2 separate regions of the Mus musculus genome follow, and region 2 is linked to region 1. Evidence: chromatin loops called from intact Hi-C (ENCODE). Cell type or tissue: left cerebral cortex. All regions are shown on one strand.

Evidence for each region. Hi-C counts contacts between places; a loop is a spot of excess contacts. Peaks named below come from ENCODE experiments on the same cell type or tissue, not always from the same donor. Only the 100,000 strongest peaks of a DNase experiment are listed, where the experiment ranks them.
Region 2: it touches region 1 in a loop (2.2-fold over the local background); 6 of 42 quality-filtered maps call a loop at or near these places.

What each region holds. Positions count from the first base shown.
Region 1 is chr1:40,353,119-40,358,118 of GRCm38, reverse strand. Il1rl2 (interleukin 1 receptor-like 2) reads right to left here. Exons shown (of 11, transcript NM_001356478.1): 9 at 1,157-1,300. It also overlaps the pseudogene Gm17970. Among named protein-coding and RNA genes, the nearest start is that of Il1rl2, 31 kb to the right of the region's middle. In left cerebral cortex, no CTCF peak of the experiment used is centred here; DNase peaks (open chromatin) are centred at 2,039 and 2,503.
Region 2 is chr1:40,130,211-40,135,210 of GRCm38, reverse strand. No RefSeq gene overlaps it. Among named protein-coding and RNA genes, the nearest start is that of Gm35741, 16 kb to the left of the region's middle. In left cerebral cortex, no CTCF peak of the experiment used is centred here; no DNase peak of the experiment used is centred here.

The sequences.
Region 1 (5,000 bases):
GAGTTGCCTCATTCCCTTGCTCCTGTTCAAGAAAAATGTTTGACCTAAAAAGACATGCATTTCCTCATCCCAGTGCACGCCAGCTGTGTGGATTTCTTTTGTCTTTTTAATTGTTTTTATAGGCAAATAAGGGACAGCAAAGCAGACTGAATGGTGTTTTGTCTGTTTTGTTTTCCATAGGGCCTTACTAGATCAAATTCCTTCTGAAACTTTTTTGTTTGTTTGTTTAAATCAGATTGTATTAAAACCTAAATGGAGAGAAATCTTGGTTCTGTAACACAGGAAGGCATTTCTGTGTGAAAAGAAAAAAATTGGCGGCAGGATAGAGACACCAGTGAAGGCTCTGAGCAGAGCTTTGGCCTTCAGATCAGTGAAAAAGGACCCCTGCCTCAGGCTCCTGCTAAGTACTGAGAGAAGCGGGCTTCTTCCCTTTCCTTTGTCCCTCCTGTACCTCATTCCCTCCCTCTCCCCCTGCCTTCCTCTCCCTCTTTATGACCCTCCTTCTGTAGCTGAGAGAAAGAAGATATCTCACCCAGCCACCCAGTGGAGAGCTCTGAGTAAATCCAGGCAGGTCTTTTTTGGAAGCCAGAGACATAAATTACTTCAGGTACCAAGTATAGGGTTTACAGAGAGGATAGCATCACTCTATGACCTGCTGAGTTTTAAATTGGAGGGAGAAGGGGGTAATATATGCACAACTGCTCCAGCAGACATCTCTTTGCTTCACAGACCCAGAAAATAAGATCTTTCTCATACTGCTTCCTAGAGCAGGATGGCTCACTACCTCCTAGAGCAGGTTGGCCCACTGTCATCTAGAGCAGGTTGGCCCATTGCCTCCTAAATCAGGTTGGCCTACTGCCTCCTAGAGTAGCTGGCCCATTGCTTTCTAGTGCAGGATGGCCCACCACTAGCCTCTGCTGCTGCCTAGTGGCTATTTCCTGGTCACTACCTGTGTTCCAGCTTATTGGCAAAGGAAGCTGATAATCACAGACAAATCATTTCTCTGAAGCACATGAAGTCCTCCTGAGACACTGAACACTAAATTCTCCAGCCAGGAGAAAGGATTACCCACATATAACAATAGGAGAAGAACACTTAAGAGTAGGTAGACAGCAATTTTGAGGCTTTGCTCCCAAAGACCACCACACATACTTACCATCTGGAGCCTGGGCAGTGTGGAAGGCGCTTCTGTACCAAAGCATGATGTCGATCTTAAAGCTGTTGTAGATGAACAGAACAGATACAACCAGAAGTAGGAACGCCATAAGCCCTCCTAAGAGGTAAGCCCTGAAGTCTGGAACTGCAAACGACAGGGAAAAGTCAATGGCCGAAGGTTAGTTTTACCTCCACACTTACACGTGGCTCTTAGTCAAAGCCAGGTGGGAAACGTGAGGCTACTGCTTGAACACACATCTCTAAGTTTCCTTGTGAGTATACAAGTTGGATAGTTTAATTTCCACTGAGAAGGTTGGGAAGAAATGGTCTCCTTAAAAGCCAGGGAGCCCTAGGTATTCATGCCAGAACAAAAGGACTCCAGCTGCAAGGAAACTGTCTCAGAGCATGTGGATCCAGGTACCTTCATGAGGTACAATCTGACTGTGTCTGAAATGTCCCCCATGGCTTCCCCTGAAGAATCTGGGTTTCAATCCCACCATACGACCCTCGGAGCTGAGCAGAGGGACTCCTGTTAAAACTGATAAAAGTCATTGGCCTTCTGCCCAGACATGGGCTGTGCAAGTCGATGGTGAGACAGTCCTCATCTGACCCTTCCCAGGGCTCCTGAAGCCAGGGCCTGTGTCTGTCTGAGAGTTCCTGATATGGTACTCAATGCCTGCTCTGCTAAGAGAGTGTACAGTTCTGATGACAGGCAAGGGAGCAGACAGCTAGGGGAAGAATCAGTTACTCCAAAAGGGAGGTCCCGGTTGCTTCCAGAAGAACTCTTGAACGCCAAGAAGAGGAACCAAGCAGCGCCCTACCTTGCCACAACCCAAAAGGGTGCTGCCAGAGGAGGGTGCCCAAGAATGAGGGAAGAGAAAAAGGGAACCCACCGCATCAACCACTTCCTTCATCAGCCCGTTCACCCTGAAAAGGAGCTCGTGGGTCTGGTGGGATGGGGGAGAAGTGTTTGAGTCTCCCAGAACAAACGTTTCTGGTTTATAAAATCTTCAAGAAATAGCTTGTCAAATCCTTCTCAGGCCACACATACAGTAAACATCTGAAGGCCTAAGACTTCCTGCATATTGTAGCATGTCTTTAGATATAACAGCTTGATAGAGTACAGAGACAGAAAACACACTTGGTGCCAGCCCCCACCCCAAATCAATCCATTGAGCAAGTCCCTCTGTAGCCAGTGGACACTGTTCTGCAGGCTGTTGCCCAATCCGCCCCTTTCCCATCTTTATAACCTTCGTCATCTGCCTTCCAACTATGAGATGGCAAATCCCCTGTGTCTATCTTCTGCTTTTTGCCAGCTCTTATCAGAGTTGTGTGAGCAACACCATCTCTCCCTTTGGGAGGATCTAATCTGGAAGAGTCTAAGCCCCTGATAGTGATCTTAAAATTATAAAGTGTGATATGACGATTCCATGACTAAGCCCACAGTACTTAATGAGATTCAAAGAGCCCTTGGCAGCCGCAGTGTGGTCTGACTGTTCCTTGCACTGAGTAGTGTGGACATGTTTGGCTCTGTGAATGTGCTCAAAGATGATGACAGTGGAATTGTCTTATTAGTGAAGAAGCTCAAATGAGTAGAGACTTTGAAGTGGAAATAAATGTACAGCTCACTGCTGGTATACCAGGTACCCTTATTAAGAATAGGATTTGAATGAGTTCAAAAGATAGCTCAGAGGTTAAGAGTACTGGCTGTTCTTCCAAAGGACCTGGGTTCAAGCCATAACTTCTTGTAACTCCATTTCCAAGAGATCTGATGCTCTCTTCTGATTTCCATGGGCATTGGGCACTCACATGGTACATGTATATATGTGCAAGCAAAACATGCTTACAAATAAAGACATAAATAGAATGGCATTTGTGAGTCTGATTTCATGGAACCATCATCAGGAGCCTTCAGACTCGAAAGCAGAGGATAGATGATGATTAAAAGACACAGAAGAGGGGAAAAAAAAAAGACTTTCACAGAAAGAAATAGCCCATCCAGACAACCTTCTAGTCATCCTGCTCAGGATGAAGCAGGTTAAGAGTCAAATCTGCAGATAACTTCAGGAACAAAAAAATTGAGGAAGTCAAATGAAGAAGTCACCAATGAGTAAACCAAAAGTTTAGACTTAAGAGGGTGAGGTTTCTAAGAATTCAAGACAAACAAAACAAGGTGTGCTTGACCAACCACAGAAAAGCTACCATGTGAGGCTGTGGAGCGAGCACCCGGAGAAACCAAGAATATGTTCACCAAGAGTTTCCTAAGTATGGTCCAAACAAAGGAGTGAAGAGTCCCTTCTCCTCCCCCATGACTGGCAGGTGTTAGCTTGGTTTTTCTTCCCCTTGCTGTTGTTGCCTGGATATGAGATTTATTACTGAACAAGTTTTGGTAGGGTATAAGACAGCACTGTGAAAGCCTTCAGAAATGCAGAGCTCTCTCTTTGTCCAGGGGACCACGATTGGGGATATATTTGACACTACAGCCATCGGGAATAAGCTACTTCCATGCAACCATGTCTTCAGATTCATCTGCGTTAAACGTAGTGAAGCCCCACTTCTTTGAGAGGTGGATCTTCTGGAGGCCAGGGAACTTGAGCTTGGCTTTACACATGTTCCCCAGTCACATGTTCCTTATTCTGAGGCTTGGTGTGGATAGACATGATGACCTGGCCAACGTGAACCCTGGCCACTGTGCTCTGGGGGGCTTCCCAACGGCACCACCTAGACCTGTCTGGAGCCTGTCAGCCCCAGCGCAGGACAACATCTTGTTGTTGCAGATGATATGCACAGGAAGGAGCCTTACTCGGATATGAAAGACATCCTTGCCACAACCCTTTACCATGTATCTGTTGGCACAAATAGGAGCAGCCTCCAGTGCTTCAGAAGAGAGATGCTCAGAATCATCTGACACCATGTAGCCACAAAGTGGGAATTCATCAACTTTTGCTTCTTTCTGGCCCAAATCAAAGATGCAGATCTTAGCATCAGGGACACCGTGGGGGAAAAAAAACAACCAAACAACCAACCAACCAAACAAACAAACAAACAAAAAACCCTACAACTTTGGGCATGGCTTGTTCTTACAATGCCAGTAACACTGGGCACTGGACTCTTCTGGTGTGTCTGAAGATAGTGGCAATGTACTCATACATATAAAATAAATAAATTGCTCCCTATCTCTCTGTCTCTGTCTCTGTCTCTGTCTCTGTCTCTCTGTCTCTCTGTCTCTCTCTCTCTCTCTCTCTCTCTCTCTCTCTGTCTTTCTCTCCTTCTCTCTCTCTCTCTCTCCTTTTCTCTCAGAGTAGGTTTCCCACTTTCCTCTCCCATCATGACTTCCCTGGCCTCAGTCCTTGAAGACAGTAAACTTGTCTACCTGAGAGCAACTTCGCAATAAAGCTGCCTACTTATAATATTTTTTTTAAAGTGCTCTTTTCCTCTGTCGCACCACTGACAGCTCTAGTGGGGTGTTAACTTGTTAACTGGTAACATTGGCCCCTCTGAGCCTGAACTTTGCCTCAAAATTCTTCCAAGCAAAATGCTTCCTGGTACTTTGCCTGCAAAGAGTCTTGGCCACCTTGAGACTAGGTAATGAGAGACCAGATCTTGGGTTCAGACTCCATCTTAGAGAACCTACCTTACCTAAGGTTGAACTCTCTAGCACCAGTTTCCAGGTTATTCCCCAACAAACCTGTTTCCAGGTTACAAGCCTTCCCCTGAAACTTCACTTCTTAACAACCACCAATCAGGAGAAAAGCAGAACAGAGAAATCCTGTCTCAAAACACACACACACACATACACACACAAAAATTATGGTTTGGCTCCCAGCACCAGCCAATTATTTTAA
Region 2 (5,000 bases), 220 kb after region 1:
AACGCAAGCCAAGGAGCACACAATGAAAGGGCCATTCTCATGGGACACAGGTGGTGGAGGTGACCTACTCAGGGTGATGATGCAGCTGGAATACAGCTAGGAAAGAGCCATTTCCTTGAGGAAGGTGCATAGGTCTAGAAAGTTCCACAGAAGACTGGCATATAGTAACTGCCTACTGATAACAAAATGGGGACCTATGCCACCAACAAAAGCTAAACTATGGAGTCACAGGTAAAAAGCATGGTGTCAGGGGGCAAGAAGGGGACCCATTCAAAAAGGTTGAGTCTAGAGATAGGTGTCTAGCCCTAGCTGTGTGCTATTGAAGACAGTCCAAGCCCTATGTGCTGGGGTAAGAAGCAAGGTGGAAATTTCCATAGTTGTGATAAACACAGTCCTATCACTGACCTCTGCTGAGAAGAAAGGGCCCAAGAGATCTTCAATCCCAGATCATGGATCTAGGCTGACCACAGAGACCAAATTTTCAGACTTGCTGTACAAGCATTAGCAGGGGTCGAGGAGGATGTTGAACTATAGCCCAGTCTAAGTCTCTCAACAGCAGTTCTATGGAGCCCATGTTGCCTGGAGAAGCCAGAGTTGGTTTGTCATCTACCTCCCCTCTTCTCCCAGAAAACCCCCAATCTCTACTGTGAACAGTGTTGACACTCAGCCAGGACCTAGGCTATACACCTCTGAAAATCTGCCTCAGGGAGACAGGAAAGCTTGAGTTAAAATTTTGTAGGGATAGAGTCAGTGCAGCCCCAGCCTTGTATTAGCACCTATTATCGGTATAGCAAAGGCTGCCTGGGAGAGACCACTCCAGAGTCTAAGATCTGGAAGCACGGGCTTCCCAGCAGGAGATGATTGATTCAGACTGCACTGCTCCTGGATGAGACTCAGCAAGAAGGAACTGTGGAATGGGCTCTCAAGCTCTATTGGTCAAGCTAGAAACCCAAGACCACATGTCTACACAGCATCGGCCCTCTGTTGCCTGTGCTTGTAAGACTGTACTGTGTCTGCTCTACTGGGCTTGGTAAATGATGTTTGATATTGGGGACCTATTTGTTTAGTTGACTTTCTTTTTTCAGCACTGGGGACAAGACACAGAGCCTTGCATAAGCTAGGCAAAGCTCCACCACAGAGCCCTAACACCCACCCCAATGCTACGTTTGGCCATTTGATTTCCTAGTCTTGCTTCTCATGTACCATCTCAGAGAAATGCTAAGTGTGTGCTTCCAGTGACTTGATACTGGAGGCTTGCTGACCCTGGAAGGTCTGCCTCTCCCAGGTTCAGTCAACTCCCACAGGTAATTACTTACCCAGAAAATGAGCCATTCAAATGCACACCAACTAAGCCAAGAGCATAGTCTCAAATCTCCCACTGTGGATCCACTCCCCTGCACGACCAAGGGCCAGCCAACCCCGACTCCAGGGATCACTGAAGCTATTCTGAGGTGCTGATCCTGAACCCACCTCCAGCTATGCTCCTCCCAGAGAAGCATCGCAAAATCTGATGCCCACTCCTCCACCCTGATTTCCTAGCCACCTGACCAAGCCCTTGTCTCCCATGCCTTCTCACACTACACATGTCCTTACCTTTGGATGATAGCATTGGATCCTCTCCAATGGCACCTGCCTGCTGATCTAGTGGCCTAACCATACCTGGCTAATAATGTCTACATTTTAAAACAATAGTTTGAGATAAAAAAAATACAAGGTTAAATAGTCAGCCTCCGGGGTAGCAGGGTTTTGATATTAATTTAGTTCACATACTGTTTTAAATATTTCAGACCTTTCTGATGGTGAAATCCTGATTCTTTCTCAATGGACTCAGAATGGTTCCCAAAGGCATAGCTGCATTTCCCTGGGGAAGCAGGCTGCAAAGGTCATAGCCACGCTTGACTGCCTAACAAATGGGTCATCGCCATGCCTGCGGGTGTGAGGGTATCTGGCTCGATACATCATAGGTTTGTTAGGCAGTCCACCCAGCTTAGAGAACCTGAAGTATAAAACCACTTAGTTCACTATGATGCTTCCTGCTCCAGGGAGGGATTCCACACTTGTCTGTTGGTGAGTTTGAGGGAAAGTAGATCCCTGTGTCTCAGTCTACTTCCTCTTCTTGGGAGCCAGCTCTCCCAAGAGTTAAAAACAATTACTCTGTCCCCTGTACTGGTAACCTTGACCTGGGCCAACTGTTAGCAGTTAAGTAAGTGGTTGTCGCTGCTCCTCTAAGCCGCATTATGTGATGTAACTTTTGAATTGAATGTGCCACGGCTGAAATGGTTCACTGGGTAACATACTTGTTGTGCAAGCAAAGGGAACTGAGTTTGGATCCCCAACACCTACGTAAAAGGCAGGTGTGGTATCAGGTGAATATGACCTCAGTGCTGCAGGACAGAGTAGGCATCTCTCCAGGACTGATTGCTGAGACAACCCAGGTGAAATGCACTGAGCTCCTGGAGTTCTGAGCTCCAGGTTAAGTGAGAGTGCAGCCTCAAAAATATAAGGTGGGAAAGAGGTCCAGGAAGACACCCTGATGAAATGTACAGACACGGGGGGGGGGGGGAGGGAGGGGGAGGGGGGAGGGGGAGGGGAGGGGGAGGGAGGAGGGGGAGAGGGAGAGGGAGAGGGAGAGGGAGAGGGAGAGGGAGAGGGAGAGGGAGAGGGAGAGGGAGAGGGAGAGGGAGAGGGAGAGGGAGAGGGAGAGGGAGAGGGAGACCCCATGTGTAACAGTTTCTTTATGTCTAAAGTGTGGGTAACTGCATTTACCTAGCAGTTTCTTTCTTCCTTTGAGCATTAAATTGGGTAAAACAAAATCTTACATACCATAAATGCATGATGCTTTCTCTTTCTTCTTAACTCCTTCCATTCACCCCAAGCTTTCTCTCCCTCTGTCCTTAGATCTGGTTCTGTCCCTCCTTACCCTGGTAACCCTGGTAACCCTGCCCTACAACTATGACCTGGGCAGTTTCTCGAGAGCCAGTGAGCAATGGGTTCCAGAAATCCCTCCACGGCAGACCTGTTTTGCTTTGCTTTTGCTGAAGAAGTGGGAAGAGATGGCAGTCATGCCACCACCACCTTGGGCATTTGCAACCATGCCACCACCACCTTGGCGTGGAGTCTGGTTGATAACATGAACTTCAGAAAAAAAAGAACTTCCGGGGGGGGGGGGCTACAGAGGATGACCATAGCTGACTGAGGTTGCAACCAAGGGTGGCAGCTGAACAGCTTGTCCCTGAACACCCAGAGGCTACAACAGATGGCAGTGTTCTCTTGGAGCCCAGGAGCAGTAACAAGTCGACTTGAAGAGGTGACAAAGGTGGCAGATGTCCAGGGGTGGAGAGCACATATTCAAGAAAACAACCACAGAAACACAGGGAGCATTTGTGCCTGGCAGATAGTCAGGGCAAGAGCAAAAGCCAGTGCAAGTTTGGGGTGGAAGAAGTTTGCCCATTCTGCAGACATGCTGTAAGTGTCTACAGTGTGGCAAGGCACCATGCCCAGTGCCAGAGATGTACCCTTGAGAAGGAACCCTCCTGCCTTGAGACCCTTGCAATAACTCTCTCCCTTTACTACTTAAGAGCCCCTCTGCATTCCCGTGGGCATTTGAAATCTACGAGGCATCAAGTCTACCTTTTAGTGCACCAGACACTTTCAGTGACCACTGATGACACCTGCTGTTGTGACACTGTTGACACCTGCTGTCATCTGTTGCTTCTTGGGAAGATGGCGTCTTCTTGCACAAGGCTTGGTCCTTTTTCTTTCAGCAACATGTGGAAGTGTAAAGTCCCCACATGATCTGCCTCTGCACATCTGACCTTCATAGAGAAGTATGGAAAAAGTCCACCTTCCAATGGTTAAGAGAGCCAGCCTAAGATGGAGGGGGTCAGTCACATAAAGAAATCAACTTGCTGTATATTTCATTTGGACTCAAGCGCATGAACCTGTATGGGTTGTGATCCTCCGTCCACCACACACACTATTCATTCATCTATGGATGGCCTGGTTTGTAATTTGCTTATCTAATAATAGGCTAAGCAATAAAAGTCCACTACCCAACATGAAAATGAGGACTTGGTGGATCTGACACCTTCCTGTTCTTCCACCAATATCCCAGACTTGATACCTGATTCAATCATTCTTCACAAATACACATATTTATATTTAGGAATAGATGCATGACCAAATCATACTTAATCTCAGACATGTGACTGTGCATGTGTATGCATGTATACAGAGAAAGAAAGTAGAGGGGGAACATTGTTGTCCAATGTCATCTTTCCCACTCTCCCTAGAAGGGCAAAATGCCAAGACTAAATGCTTCCTGACTTCACTCATTTATATACTTCTAAGACTCATGATACTGTTCCATGCCATTTATTACAATGACTTTTTTTTTATTCTTCCACTATGTATGCCCACCGTGTTCTGTACAGCAGTTTCACATACACATCTCTTGCCTAGTAGACATCTGGCTTGGTTCTGCCTTGTATTTTATTCTCCCATCTGGAAATTTTCAAGCACATACAAGAATAGACTATATGGCATACAGAAGCCCAGGGAAACTGTCACTGGTAACAAAAATTGTCAACACATGAACAATCTTATTTCTTTTATTCTTCCACCTAAAATGCTCCCTTAAATAATCCTGTGTGTCTTCTAGAAAAATAACAGCTCCTTTTTTTTCTTTTAATTTACTTAGCTCATCATGCTTTATCTTTGACACAGATATAAGCTGCTTAGAATTCCTGTCTCCAATCTTCTAGCACTTCAGAAGCATCATTTGAAGGCAATACATTCAAGCTGCAGACAGGATGAATCTAAAGAGTGGCTGGCAGTTCTTTCTGGTCACAGTCAGGACCAGACTTTTCTAAAAATCATTGCTGAAGCTGCCAAAATCTACAGGTGTGGACTCCAGGGAGCTGGAGAGACTAATGAAGGGTGCAGAACCCTTAAGCCCCAGCTCCCCCACCAGCAACCACCACAGCTTGCGATGCCCTGTC